Linked DNA regions of Mus musculus: region 2 is linked to region 1. Evidence: chromatin loops called from intact Hi-C (ENCODE). Cell type or tissue: left cerebral cortex. All regions are shown on one strand.

Region 1 (8,000 bases):
GAAAGTTGAAAAGAAATCTAATAGTATGTCATAAATAGAAAACAAATAACAAAATGTTAGACATAAGTCTAACTTACAGGTACTCATCTAATGTAAATGAGAAGACACTGAATATAGAAAATGGAGACTGTCAGTGTAGATAATGAAAGTATGGTCAAGTTATTTGCTGTCTAAGCTAAATGTACATCAAGTGTATACAAGACAGGTTGATGGTGAAAGAAAGACAAATTATACACTGAGTTTGAGCAAACATAATAAATCTGAGATGTCTTTACTCATAACAGGAAATATTACAACACAAAGTACTCAAGTGGACAAACTTACCTTTCAAAGTAGTAAAAATATTTCATCAGGAAGAGAGAATGCAAATGTTTTCAGTCATGGGGCTGCAAAGTCATGAAGCAGAAAACTAGAACTAAAGGGAAAATGCAGATCATATCTAGAGATTTTATTATCTATCTTTAAGTAGTTAAGAAAGCAGACAAACAAAAAATTAGTGAATATTCAAAATACAAGAAAAAATAACCATGCAACATGACTTAGCTAGTACTTAAATTTATATTTAATATCAGAATAATAAATGTTTATCAAACAGGCCAATGACATTTTACAGACCATTTCTCTGACTATTGAATAGGTCTCACTAGATTATAAATGATTAAAATTATTGGTATGTAGGCATATATATATATATATATATATATATATAAAATCTGGGGTTGTAAATAAAAATATAGCTAATATTTTGAGGAAAAGGATAAAACCCATGGGCCCAATATCAATGTCAAAAAGAAAAGAAAAAATTGAGAAGTGAATGATAACATTTATATGCTGCAGAACACTTTATAAGTAGTTCAAATATATAAATTATGGAAGATTAAAATTGAACCAAACAACATAAGCAAGTTCCAACATTTAAAAAAAAACACATACAAGGAAAAGAGAGGAGGAAAAATAATAAAAGTAAAATTTAATATATAATAAGAAATGAAGAAAAGAAAAACTTTGAGTCAAGATAAATTAGTTCTTTGAAAATAATTACATAATTTGAATTTCTTTGTAAGTCTGAACAATAATAAAGAAAAACACATTGCCATTATTAGATATATAATTATAAATAATTATAAATTTAAAACCTTTATAAAATTGAAGAAGTCACTGAAAATCATATTCTAAAACTCTAGAAGAAAGTCTAAACACTCAATTTGTTAATAACCATAATTTTGTTACTTAAACTTTTCTTGCAAGTAATTCTGGCTTCAGTAGTATATCAACAAATATTTAATAAACACAATATAAATATTCCAATATTTAATGATTACTCTTGAAGAAACCCTGATTATACTATATAAATATTTCAGGAATTAGAATGTAAGCAACCTCTCTAATTGTTGTGTGAACAGTATGTGGTACTTTGAATAAGAATGGCCTCACTTAGTTGAATGCTTAGTCACCAGAGAATATTATTTGGAAGGATTATAAGGATTTGGAGGTATGGCCTTGCTATAGAAGATGACCTGTTCAGGTTCCATGTTCCTACTGTTATGCATCTCTACTAAGGTCACTGGCATTGACTCCTGGGAGCCTTCTCCATCTCAGGTCTCTGTGTATTCCTAAAGATCCCTCCACTCTCACCCCATGGGCACATGGAGATTTCCATTCATATTTCTGGCCCTCAGGATTTCTCTCCTGTCACCTGATCCTTCCCCTCATCCCCCTCCCTCTCCCACACACTTCCTTCCCTCTATCTCTGAGGACTATTTTTTTTTCTCCTTTTAGGTATGATTTAGGCATTCTTGCTTGGGCCTTACTTCTTGTTTAACTCCTTCATGTCCGTGAAGTATGGAGGTTCTTCCTAAAGCTGTAGCCTGACTGTGATATCCCTTCGTCCATCAGGACTGCCTTGTCTGGCCTCGTGTGAGAGGATGTGCCTACTCTGGCAGAGACTTGATCCCCCAGGGTCAAAGGATATGTAGGAGGCTCCATCTTCTCAGAGGAGAAAGAGGGAGAGTATCAGTGAAGTGGGGCTGGAGGGAGCAGTCTTTGAGTTGTAAATAAATAAATAAATAAATAAATAAGTAAACTTTTTATTTTAAAGGAGATATGGCCTTGCTGGAGTAAGTGTGCTACTGGGGAGTAGGCTTTAAGGTTTTAAAAGACCATGCCAAACCCAGAGTCTCTCTGTCTCTACTAATGGATCAGGATGTAGTTCTCAGGTTGTGCTTCAATGCCTGCCACCCTGTTATGATGATAATTGATTTTACATATGAAACTTGTAACCCAGCATCCAATTAAACACTTTCTTTTATAATAGTTACCTTGGTCATGGTGTCTCTTCACAGCAATAGAACTGTGGCTAAGACAATATACAAAATTGATATTGCTGTTGTAAGAAAAGTAATGTCTATCAAAATATCCCTCATAAATAGAATTATGATATTGGTTAACAAAAAATGTAGCAAACATACCTAGCAATTTGCCTAAGATGCAGCAAAATTATACCAAATCATTACCAAATACAAGATTAATTTTTCCTTGATAAATCAGTCTAATGGAATACTAAATAATAAAATGAACAAGTGATCTGTACAACAACAAAGACAAACCATAAATGTACCTGGATTAAGGAAAGATCATGATATTAAAATATTATAAATGGCACTATTTCATATTTTCTGAAAAGGTAATAATAAAAGAAAACAGAAATAGTGGGTTGCTAGAGCAAACATAATAACTTTTTTAAGTGTAGGGATTTTTTTTGCCTCTTTTCTCTGTGATTATAAAAACAAAAACATGTGTATAAAATCTAACAGAGCTTCAGACCAAAAAAATGTGAGACATTTTCACTAAGTAGGTCTAAAATAAAAAATTCAGAAAATCAACTTGAAATTGTCTATTAATAGAATAAAGCAAATGAGTAATCAAATTTAAATTTTTATGTAATATATTTTACCAAAGTGTTTACCTCAGCCAACTGAAGGCAGAGGTAAATGTCCTCAGTCTAATAAGTGGTAGTACCAAAAAACCTCACAGTTGATGCCATATTTTCCAATGGGAAAAAAGAGAGAGCTTTCTTCCCACTATTTATCTAGCATGTTCTGTCTTATTTCACTGTTCAGTATTATCCTGAGCAGCTAGGCTGAGAAAAGACGCCCAGTTCCAGAGAGCAGTGGGGAGAAAGCAAAACACTTTGTCACCAATATAAAAACTATTATTTGCCACACTGTAAACCAGTAAGAGACGTGTAAGTTTGTTCAGAAAGCTAGCAACTTATTTGAAAGTCTTAATTGGTAAATCAAAAATTCCAATAGACCATATTTAATCTGCCTTAATATAAGGAATTGGCTTATTTTACATTATTTAAAACAGTAGTAACTCAAGAAAACAATTTTCACAGGCCAAACTTGACTAAGTTCACTCAGACCTAGGCTGGCAGCCTAAGATTACTTTTCTATTTTATTTTATTTTATTTTATTTGGTGATGGGCTGATATTAATTGCTTCACTCTATTGCTTTGTTACATAACATTTCTTATTGTATAATCGTAGAAAAAGATGTACTCTCTAGTCAAAGTCAATGGACTTGGTGTAGAGGTGGCTTACATATTGGAATTATCAAGAAGACACGTTAATGTAAATATAGTAACATTACTACATTTTCTAATGGAGAAATACAGAAAGATGACATGAAAAGACATGGTAAAATATCACACATCAGTAAGGATATAGAAATAATAGATATAAAAATATCAATTTTTTTATAATAGCTCAATATAGCACATGAAAGGATTAATACAATTGGGGATGAATATAGAAAATATCAGAACAAAGGCAAATAAGTGAAATAAAGAGCTGATGGGAACTGTGGGAAGATACCTGGCATCTAAGCTTTGATAGAGTAGACATGTTGACCTCAATGGTGACTTGCTTAAGTAAGCAGTCCATGTACTGCTAGATATAGATGGACCCCTGGTCTCTACACTCCAGATGTCAGGCACAACTTCTGATTTTGACAACTGACAATGTGTCTAGACATGGTTGGATGGTGGCTGGAGGATAAAACTATCCACAATTGACAACCACTAGCCTAGAATATATTTCCAGCAATAGATGGGAGAGAATTGATGGAGCAAAGGAAATATTTGAAAAGCTTTTAAATTATAATATTCCTAAGCTTCTTGAAGCAGTAGAAATCTCAACTTATATTTCCAAAATGTTGTGTGAAATATGGTAGAGTAATTAGAAAGACTTTACATAATGATGTGTCATAAGATAAATATTATACAAGCAAACAAATTCATGTGGTACAAATGAGAACAGCAAGCTAAGTACTGATGACTCAGCTGAAATAATCTTGGAACAATATCTTTTTTGATCTTGTTTACTGAAAGAAGTTTATTGAGATCACGTTTACTGAGAGAAAATAATAGGCTGCCATCACAGAATTTTGTCTTCCCAGAGGAAGAACACTCCACAAGAAAGTGAATGAAGATATTTAAAATGTAACACTTTGAGAAAATTTGGCTCAGACATACATTACAAGGAAAACTAAAAGTAAAGCTATCTAGAATAAAGGGAAATAGTGCCAGATGGATATGTAGGATGCATTTAAAGAAGAGATGAAAATCCATCTCAAAATTCAGTGTAATTCACCACATTCAAATGAGCTCCTTGAATAGATCCCACTTTAAAAACATACATGAAAAAAACAAAACAAAAAAAGCAATGCTGAATAGCCTGTTTTCTTAAGAAAGAACAATGTTAGAGGACATTCACCACCTTATCCCATCATTTCTTTCAACACTATAGGTGTCAAAATAGTGTGCTGTTGGCATAGTGGAAAGATAAATGCAAGTGACAAACAAAAGGGATGGTCCAGAAGTTGACTCTCTCACAAAAGAGCAACTGAATTCTTGGCAAGTGATTTTAAAAATTGTACATGGTGTTGAAGCAACTAGATGAATGTGTGAAAGAGTTGGCTTTGATATCAATCTGATTCTGTCTGTAAAAAGCAATTTGAGATTTATCATGGATATCAATTGAAGCCTCAAACAACAAAGTATTTCAAAACTATACAAAGAATGCCTCCAATAACTTCTGGGTCAGAACACAGACACAACTTAGAGAGTAACAAATAAAATTATACTTTGATAAACAGTTCCTGCTAGAATCAACACTGTAAGATCAGCAGAAAATGAAAGGAAAATGAGTCTTCAGCATGTAGATCTGAAAATAAATATAAGAATGACTAAGTCAATAAGCAAAAATCTTAAGATTCAATTTAAAAATGGATAAACTTGCCTGAAATGGGGCTATATGCCTGTAGTCTCAAATCTTGGGAAGCTGAGGTCTTGAGGTTGGTCTATCCACCCATCGCTATCCAGTGGATTTCACACTAGGTTAGGGTGTGTTATAAAGACCTTGTTATAAAGCTCCTAACCAATCCAAACCACACCACACCACACCACACCACACCACACCACACCACACCACACCACACCACACCACACCATACCACACCACACCACACCACATCACACCAAACTAACCAACCAAGCAAGCAACCAACAAACCAACCAAAACAGAATAAAACAACCAAAAGCTAATCAGCCAATCAAAACCAGAAACAACAAAATTGTCAGGCAAAACAGCTATTTCTACAAACCAAATGTGGGATGCTAAAAAGTAGAGGCAAATAAATCTCTGCTGAACCTATAGGGACAATTAGTTTACCATATAAGGAAGAAGTGGGATGACAACAGTAAGTGCTCTGCCCACTGAGAGAAATGTTTCCTTTCACCATACATGACAAAAGAGAAGAACACTTCATATGCTTCAGATAATCATATAGTCATTTATTATAATATAATCTGAATATAAAAATAAAATACATGTAATTATTTATGGAAATGGATCCATACAATGTGCGTTCCTTTATCTTCCTAGGTCTTGACTCAAGAAAAATCTAAGCATGTCTACCAAGATTTTTATAAGGACCCTTATAGCAGCTTTGCTTATAATACCTTGTGACTTGAAACAAGGCAATGCTATTTACAGTGATTAGGCAAAGGAGTAAGACTTAGTAAAGTCTAAGCAAAGGAGTAAGATTTAAAGTCGTAGTGATGCAGACAATAGTATAAATAAACGTCATCACTGATTCATCCTGTGAGAGAACCCAGGCACAGAAAATGCTGTGCTCTTTTAAATTCCATGTTTATGTAACCCAAAGAATCGGTTACTTAGATATAGAAATGCAGTTGTTTTGTGTTGAGTATAGATTTGGTGGGAGATGAAAAGCTTCGGTGAAGATGAGAATGTCTAAATCTTCAGTCAAGTGGTGGCGCCAGAGCAGATACTTGGGAAGATGTAGCAGAGTGGACATTTAAAATTGATACATTTTCAAATGTTAGTCATTCCTCATCATAAAACAGACAAAGACAAATAAGCCAATAAAAACAAGACAGCTGAAGGGTTGGCAGTTATCAAAAGAAGAGACAACAATGGAGAAAAGATACATGAAAGATGTACAGTACCATGCATCACCAGTACGTTAAAATTAAAATTAAAGTAAATACATCAGTCAGAGAAGCAACATTCAAAATGACTCATAAGAATGGCCTTAAATTTTTTGTTCTTATGATGACTAAGTTGATAAAAAGGTAAAACTCATGAAATTTTATATTTTTTTACTCTTTGCAAATTTTATTTGAATAATAAAAAAGTCAGAAATTTGACACATGGATGAGGCAAAAAAAAAAATCCCACAGAACTCTTAGGTAGATTTTAGAACCACTTTCTAGGGTAGGCTTAGAGGATTGGTGCCACAAATATGACTTAACTGTCCTGTTAGGATAGCTTTATAGAAAAATGATGTGTTAAAGCCATAGATCGTCTTCATTAGCTGGGACAGTAATATCATCAACTACCAGTAAAGCAAGTCTGTCATGACCGGAATAAGGTTAGTGATTGATTTTGCAAGCATTGTCTTGTCAGTCCTCCCACAGTGACTACTTGACCTCATTAACTGCGGCTAAATACTGGAGTTTGACTGCAGAGAAAAATAAAACCACTTTCTCTGCATGTGCCTTGCCAAAGGAATCAATGCTGTTGTCCTTGTTCTTTTCCTATTTTCAACATGGTGCAACATGTCTTATATGTAGCACTGTAACCATAAGAGGACATGGGGGCTATTACTTTTATATGCCAGTGGCTCCGGAGAAGGAAAGTCCACACTAACAATGACACGATGGAAACCAAGCGTTTGTCAGCCATCTTTAACAGAGGTGCAGACATCCTTACTTTTCACAGGCACTGAGACCAGTAATGCTTAAGGCAGGCAACTGAGTGTAATGTTTAGCTTTCTAAGCACTAAGCACAACTCTGAAAGTTACAGTCTATTTTTACTTGCATTTTGATTACTCCAGCTCAATATTCTGGCATAATGTTTGGTTCATGATCTGTGATCCAGAGAATAATAACACTGGAAATCTTGTTTGGAATATTAAGAAAGAGGGTTGGAGAAAACTTTCATCATCTGAAGCATATTTTTTTCCCATGCAAATATTTTTAGCTAGTCATTTTCACTTAAATGGAATGTAATTATATGATTAGACTGAGATGAGCTACAGGGAAATTTACCAATCTAATTGAAACTAAAAAATAATTGGAAAGCCTATCTATGATGCTCCAAACTGCAAAATATATGTATATTAGCTTTATCACTGACTTCGCACTGGAAATTATTCTGGGTCTTGCAAAGGCAGAGCTCAAGGAATATATTGAGGAATTTTACTACATATTCTGAGCCCATGTGGCAAATTAATAAAGGACATCATTCTGATTCCCTGAAAGTTATACTTCACATTTTACTCTACAAATTACTTTGAAATTTATTCTTCTATCTTGGCATGAGATTAGTTCAGTCACCTAAAGGCTACCAACAGTGTCTTGAGTGACAGGCTCCATATTGAAAGTTAAGATCCAATTTGCACTTCAAAGTAT
Region 2 (8,000 bases), 71 kb after region 1:
ATGTGTGCAAAGATAAGCACATGAGTAGACCCCCCCACACACACACACAATTTTTAAAATGTGAGCTAAAGATAATAATATATTTAGTACAAATTTTGAGTTGTAAAGTATTTTTTTTTTGAGACAGGGTTTCTCTGTATAGCCCTGGCTGTCCTGGAACTCACTATGTAGTCCAGGCTGTCCTTGAACTTTGAAATCCACTTGCTTCTGCCTCCCGAGTACTGGGTTTAAAGGCGTGCGCCAGAGTTGTAAAGTATTTTAATGTGTTAAACATAGTCTTTAGTAATTTGTACTCTGCTCTTTATCGCAGGACAAATATCATAAAGAAGTAAAAGAAAGGTAAAGGTATAATCCTGAGGTTAGTGATTAAACTAAGATATTTAATCATTTAAACTTGTTAAAGTTCATGTGGCAGTTTTCAGATACTGGTCAGAAATATATTATCTGCCACAGTCTTTGTGCTTTCTGTTGTCTTATGAATCTCAAGCTGTTCTATTTGATCACAATTATTGAGATCTAATGACACCCTTTAAGGCCTCTCCAAACGATCTTTATGATGAGTGAATGTCTGCTCAAGAGAAAGCTCCATTTTGATCACACAGTAGACAAACTAGGCTGTACTGAACTTTAAATGCGACATGGGAAGAGGTCCATGACTGGATGTGTATTTTTGTACCAATTGCATCTGCAGCTTCAGTGTCTGCTCATGTACAAGTTCCAAATTTCTGAGCCTTTTAATTGATCAATCAATGCTTTCATAAAATCTGAAATAATTATTTTGTAAATTCTTCCAAATAATAAAAGGGAGTCTTCTTTCACTTTACTGTCTACACACAACTTTTTTCAAAAACATTGACTATGGTCTTTCTTTTCCTTGTGGCATCTTAGCCCTAGTTATATGATACAGTCTGAATAGTTGGAACTTGGATAGGACACTAAAGCAATAATGTGAGTGCTGGCTTTCAAGCATATTTGAGAGTAATACCTATGTGCCGCCAGTTTCAACAATGAGCAAATCACAATTTCATTTCATCTGCTCCTGGTTTGTCTGGACATTTATTTCATTTTGGCCTGTGTTGAAACCAATTTAAATAACCTTATAATTTATTTTATGGATATTTTATATAAATGTTTCATGTAAAATAATCTTAAATGTAACCACACAGCAGATCATGTGCAAAATAACAATTATTTTAACATCATTAATTACACATTAATAATCACTTTTCCCCAAATATTCTGCCAAACAATGTCTTACATTTTTTACATTTTTGCCGTCTTGATATGCAAATTTTGCAGTTGAAAAATTTTTTATTTGGTCTCCTTTCTTCTCTTTATTTATCTGCTATCTATTTGTTGAAGAAATAGGTGAAAGAGCACTCTTGTCCAAAATATTTGTCCTTTACCTCATGCTGGTATTTATATTTTGATTATTTAAAATGTAAAGAAATCTAGAATAATATGAAGCCAAAGTTTAAAATACTGCAGAAGGTATACTTCAGGCATGGATTATCCCCATGTGACCATTGTACTGTACAATGTACCTGTGCTGAAATGGTCATGGAGGACAGTGATATTGTTTCCCTCATCTACTATTTTCCCGATCATATGTCATTTAATATGATATATATCCTCCTCTACACCTCCTGTTATATTCAAGTATTGACTATATTTTTTGTTCAATACTTTGCTATGTTTACTCTATACTTATACCTACATCAGGTGACACATGCTATCTTCCTTGTTGTCTCTTCTTTATGACAGTTGTAGTCTCTGACTTTTATTTTTAGTAGGATAGTACATTTTTGTTGTTCCATAACTTCTTCAATTTCTTCTTATTTTGATGTTACTCTTACCTGCAGAATCACAGTAGATGCATAGGAAATATAACGGGTAATCTTTAGACTTTAATTACAGTCCCTGGTACTTGGGGTGAGTAAAAGAAAATCATCCAATAATTACTTTTGCTATACATCTTAGCTCACATTTTATATTATAGCATTGGAGACAATAGGATCTTACCTTTCTGGTGAGAATTACTTTTTTTATTACTTTGTATAATAAACTACATTTTTCCATGTAGAATTCAATAAGGGGATAGATTTTATTATTTGTATTTAATGAATATATAGCTACAATTTACTCTTTCAAACATTGCTATGATCATAAGTAAGTTTTTTAGGACCTAGATTCATAATGACAGAGCAGCCAATTATGGTGGCATTTTGGAAGCTAGAAAGCAGATGGCCATGGGCTGCCCACTTAGCCAGCACTAACCTTGAAATAGAAAACACTGTGAAAGAATCAAAATTAAACTCATATTTAAAAAAAAATAGAAACTAGTAGTGCATATGGAAATAAGAGTGAAGCAATTTGTCATTAAAGAAGATCTGATGATATTTAAAAGTATATCTCAGGTAAGCATTTGGGCACTGGAGACATTGGTGTAGGGGGTGGATAGGCTGTATACACATACACTTTCCTCTTGTGAGCTAATGCATATTGTTATATGGAGAAGCAGAAATAATTTATATGCAAATGTTGGTGGATTTTTTTCCTTTACTCCATTTAGCTTCTAATACATGGATAACCAGACTTTTATCCCTTGGCAAGCGACTAGAGGCATCTCTGGGGCATTTGCCTTCTTCATAGGAGAAGGAAGAAACAATACTGTGCTCTGTTTTTTTCTTATACTTGGATGAATCTCACTCAAGTGAGCTTCAGAGCATGGTAACACATACTTATCATCAGGAGACAAGGAAATTCAGCAATCCAAGGTCAGTTTCGGCTCTGCAGAAAGATTATCCCTAATAGAACAGTAAGAAATGAATAAGCTCAAGAGACAATACAAATAAATACATGCAGAGAGAAAAAGAGAGAATTTATGACATAAGAACAAAATGATATGAAAAATTCAGAGACTTAAAATTTAAAACAACCTATGAGAGTATTGTAACAGAGTATGGATGAACACTCTTAGAATCTGCTTTGCTTTCAAAAAGACGAATTTTAGTTACATTGAAAGTGATGCAAAGGATGGTTCCCATGTGGAAGTCCATCTGATTCTAAATATTTCACTGGGACTTTTCCTACCCTAGACAGCTGCAATATGATGAGGAGAACCTAAGGGTACTTGCTCTTTGGCCTTATTTTCAGCAATGCAAGTAAAATCATTTTTCCCATCTTTAGAAACAAGAATGATACTGTACAAATTCCAAGTGGCTGAAGGAGTTACTGGCGAGGAAAATGTCATGTTTTGCCAGTTTAGAAATCAAACAAATGCCATAATTAGTATCTGAAGACATGCAGGAATGGATTTTCCTTGTCTGTAGTAGGATTTAGACGTGACTCATTTTAGCTTTGGAGACTGTTTGACAATGTATAACCCAGACACAGGTGAAAATATAAACACAGAAAGGAAGTTTCTGTACGGGATTCAGTACACTCCAGTGAGGTCATTCCCTTGACTTTCCCTGTAGTTGGAGCAGACATCGTTGGCAGCATACAGGGTTCCTCATATTCAGAAAAATGGAAACTTTTATAGCATTCTGCCAGCAAGTCATTTTCTTTACTGGCCTTTTTCCCCCAAGGAAGACAAATAAGCACACCTGTTGTTCAGAAGAGAAATAAAGAAAGATGTCATCCGCAAAGTCAACTAGCTGGGCAGTAGACAGGTGCAACCTTGTCTCCTGGGCAGATGGGACCAGCAGATGCTATTTTAACATGTTATGCTCAGTGAAGTGAGAACATAAATGGATACAGATACATAATAGCATAGAACACAAAAGACTCAAATTATCTATACACCTAGAATATATAATTTTTACCTACTCATAAAAAAGAGACCACAAACACAAAAAAAAATTAGACAAAAGATAGTTGTTTTCACAAAACTGTGTAACAAACACTAAACACTACAAATTATCTGATAACATTAATTCTCTTTTTAAATAATTCGTTAAATTCTCATATAAATATGGCTATTCAGAACCTCAGTGGCTAGAATGGAGTGAGTTATTGGTGAGAATAGGGAAAATTGATGTCCTCATAAATCACCAGTGAAACTTGAATTGTATTATCTCTTTTGAAAACTCCTTAATGGTAAGTACTATAGCAGAATATATGGAACCATTATAACTAGGGATTCCATTCCTAAACATATGCTGAAAAGAAAGTACAGCCAATCACATGCACAATAAAGTTTATATTAAAAATCAACTGCTTGTAACTCCAGTTCCTGTGGATTTTGACTTTCTCTTCTGGTCTCTGAACAACTCTTCATATACGTACCTATACCCACATAGACACACATGCATGCATATAACAATAAATCTCTAGAAAGTGATGTTGTAGTTACTCAGATAAGAAACAATTTTGAAAAAAAAAAGTATCTGCTTCATGCACTGATAAATCAATTCCAGAAAGACTGAAAATCTAATTAAGTACACTGTATACCTGCTTCACAACATTATAAGATTGCCTGTTGAAAAGGGTATCTGTAGAGATAATCTTTCTCTAAGAAAATAAACATACACAAAAGAAAATCTGATAGGAGCAAGCAACATGTTTCCAAATGGACAACATTAAAAAATAAGTAAACTGAAAAGTTTAAGGTTCAAAATCCAAGGTTTATAAACTGGAGACTATATGAATGCCTAGCAGTAATAAAGAGGTTATATAAACATTATACCAAGATTTGAAACTACATAAATAGGAGCATTTAATGAGTAGTAAAGGATAAAATAGCACTTTTGAACCACACATTATTAAATTTTGTAGATGGGAATAATAGTGAAATGTGGGGAGCGGGTGTGGCGGCAGTCCCAAAGGCGCCAGAGACTGCAGCTAAGTCATATGACTTGCACCTGACTTCCTCATATAAGACACAAACATCTTGAGTGCTGCGCAGGTGTACCAGGATACAGGTGAATCCAATTTGGTGGAGATTTGCCCCTGCTGCCCTGATTAGCTGAAGCCTCGTGACTGGCGAGGGGGCGTGGCCTGCGGTGCGTGGATGAGAGAGTATAAAAGGAGTGAGAGGCCCAGGGTTCGGGGGAGATATAAACAGGGGAGATATAAACAGGGGAGATATAAAAACAAGGGAGATATAAACAAGGGAGATATAAAAACAGGGGAGATATAAACAAGAGACTATGTCAAAAGAAGAAACAGGACTGAATAAACGTGTGCAGAAGGATCCTGTAGCAGCATCGTTCTTCCTGGCCAGTTGAGCGCGCGTAAGAGTTGGTGCCGGAAACCCGGGAAGAAAAACTCGGGACGGGACGAGAAGACCTAGGACGAGAAGACCTGGGACGAGAAAACCCGGGAAAAGAAACATCTTCAGGCATGAGCGAAGACCCCCTGCTACAGGGAGGATTCAGAACTGCATCACGGGGAAGGAGTGGTTAATAAAAGTTCCCGTAAAACAGACTGTTGAGAAGGATCCGGCGTGGATTCAGAACTCTTCAGCTGGGGAACGGTACTGATGAAGAGAAAGAAGAAAGATGAAGACTGAGTAAACTGCTGTTAGAAGGACTGGTGGTCGCATCGTTCTTGCTGGTCGAGAGCGGGCGCGACAATTGGTGGCCCGTACGGGGAACTGACTCCCCCACCGAGTTCAGAACTTTCAGCAGTCAGTGGTTGCCAGCAGGGTAAGTTCACGGTGAGTGAAACTTGCGACCCCAGGAGTTTGGGAAGGACCTCGGATAAAATAGAGGTGAGCATAAAGTTGCCAGGAAGTAGGCACAAAGTAACCCAGGAGTTTGGGAAGGACCTCGGATAAAATAGAGGGGAATATAAAGTTGCCAGGAAGCAGGCACAAAGTAACGATAGGTTCCCGGTTTTGGGATAAGTTAAGGTTCCCGGTTTGGGGACAAGTTAAGGAACTATGATAACCTCAGTGTAGTGATCAATAGATCCTCGCTGTGTAGTTATGCTTTTTTCTCCCATTGACCCTTTGTGGGTAGGTCTGATAGTTTTGGTCTTGTTTGTTCTGATATATGGACTCTGTTACTGTTTGAAACTGTGTGTAGAGGCAGTCAAGACAGGTCAGAAAATCCTTATAGAGCAACAAGAAAGTATGTCGGAGGAAGAGAAGGGCTTAAAAAGAAAAAGGAAAAAGAAAGGAGACACAGTGTTATCAGGTGAACAGAAAGGACAAAATAAAAGAGTTGAGGCAGAGGAGGAAGGCGAATTAGCTTTTTTGCCGCCTCCCTATGCCTCCTCAGCAGCCACCTGTAGGCAGACCTTCTGTCCGGAGGTCTGGAAAGAGGATAGATTCTCCTTGCTGGGATGTCCTATTTTCACTGATCAAGCTAAATTTGCATGGGATAGAGATATGCTGCTTGATCAAGGTCGATTTGCACAACAATAGTCAGGATATCCAGTACAGGTGTTTAAGCAGGTGAATCAGATTGCCATAAGGGCACAGAAATCATTGCCCAACAGAGGGGAAGCTAGTGAAAACTTGACTCTCATATTGACTCCCCAGATGGACACACAGGTGATTGAGGTTATGGTCTCATCACCACGAGGTATTGTGTCCATCCCCCCTGGGATCGACCAGATCAGGTGTTGACATGGGCGAGAGGGTCTGTTTGTGTGTTTCCACAGGACCAGACGGAACCTCTTTGGGTGCCGGAGAGGTTGGTGAGACGCTGCAAGAATGAGGCTCCTGATCCAGTTGCCCCTGTGGATGTGGTGGATGATCCCACAAGCACAAACGATGGAGCCGAGATGGGAGATCCTTTCAGTGTTCCAGAAGCCGATACCAGCTCGACATGACGTTCACATTTTTCCACGCTTTTTGATCCCTGAATTCCCCTTAAAGAGATAGCCCCGCTGGCCATCTATCCCTTGCTTCAGGGAAGATGAGCGGGGATGAGAGCCCTGGGATGTATGCTTGTTATAGTGTGTGTGTGTGTTTTGTGTTGGGCACATGTGTTAGGTGCAGAGTGTGCAGGCCCGCACTTTCGCCATGGTAGCATAGGCTTTTGCTGCAGTGGAGGCGGGACAATCTCCTCAGATTCGGTTTGCCGCTCTAAAAGAAATTATGCTGCGTTATGCCGTGGGGTGCGAGGCTAAGCACTGCACAGAGGATAGCTTGCTGTTGGCATCCTGTGGAAGGCATGTCTGATTGCATGAAGGTTCAGTGTCCTAGTTCCCTTCCCCCAGGAAAAACGACACGGGAGCTGGCCAAGACCTCTCTGGGTGATGAGCCTAAGGGATGGTTTTGTGTAGGGCCCCTATGCTTGCACACTGGGGATCAGACCTCTACCTTCACCCATGAGGCTTGCTTGCAGCAATTAAGATCTGGCCATAGATTAAGTAACATCCTGGCCTTTTGATGCACCTGCCGCAAGCAAAACACAATCTCCCCAGGTGTGGCTTGGCATAATAGAGAGGTAGTTAGTGATAAGACTCCCTGGGCATGTCACCAACCTAAGACAGGGATCAAACCAATGCTGTTTGTCACCCAAGGACGGGTAAGGGGCATGGCTGCTGGGGGCTATCTACAGACATTCTCTCTGCCAAAAAAGAAAAAAGGGGGAATTGTGGGGAGCGGGTGTGGCGGCAGTCCCAAAGGCGCCAGAGACTGCAGCTAAGTCATATGACTTGCACCTGACTTCCTCATATAAGACACAAACATCTTGAGTGCTGCGCAGGTGTACCAGGATACAGGTGAATCCAATTTGGTGGAGATTTGCCCCTGCTGCCCTGATTAGCTGAAGCCTCGTGACTGGCGAGGGGGCGTGGCCTGCGGTGCGTGGATGAGAGAGTATAAAAGGAGTGAGAGGCCCAGGGTTCGGGGGAGATATAAACAGGGGAGATATAAACAGGGGAGATATAAAAACAAGGGAGATATAAACAAGGGAGATATAAAAACAGGGGAGATATAAACAAGAGACTATGTCAAAAGAAGAAACAGGACTGAATAAACGTGTGCAGAAGGATCCTGTAGCAGCATCGTTCTTCCTGGCCAGTTGAGTGCGCGCAACAGT

Evidence for each region. A loop is a pair of places that touch in the nucleus more often than their neighbours do. Peaks named below come from ENCODE experiments on the same cell type or tissue, not always from the same donor. Only the 100,000 strongest peaks of a DNase experiment are listed, where the experiment ranks them.
Region 2: it touches region 1 in a loop (2.6-fold over the local background); 2 of 42 quality-filtered maps call a loop at or near these places.

Annotation. Positions count from the first base shown.
Region 1 is chr12:43,638,319-43,646,318 of GRCm38, reverse strand. All of the region lies in intron 1 of Gm33384 (a long non-coding RNA gene), which reads left to right. Among named protein-coding and RNA genes, the nearest start is that of Gm26326, 100 kb to the left of the region's middle. In left cerebral cortex, no CTCF peak of the experiment used is centred here; DNase peaks (open chromatin) are centred at 4,028, 4,482 and 4,763; H3K27ac peaks cover 786 bases.
Region 2 is chr12:43,567,644-43,575,643 of GRCm38, reverse strand. No RefSeq gene overlaps it. Among named protein-coding and RNA genes, the nearest start is that of Gm26326, 170 kb to the left of the region's middle. In left cerebral cortex, no CTCF peak of the experiment used is centred here; DNase peaks (open chromatin) are centred at 2,268 and 3,246; H3K27ac peaks cover 862 bases.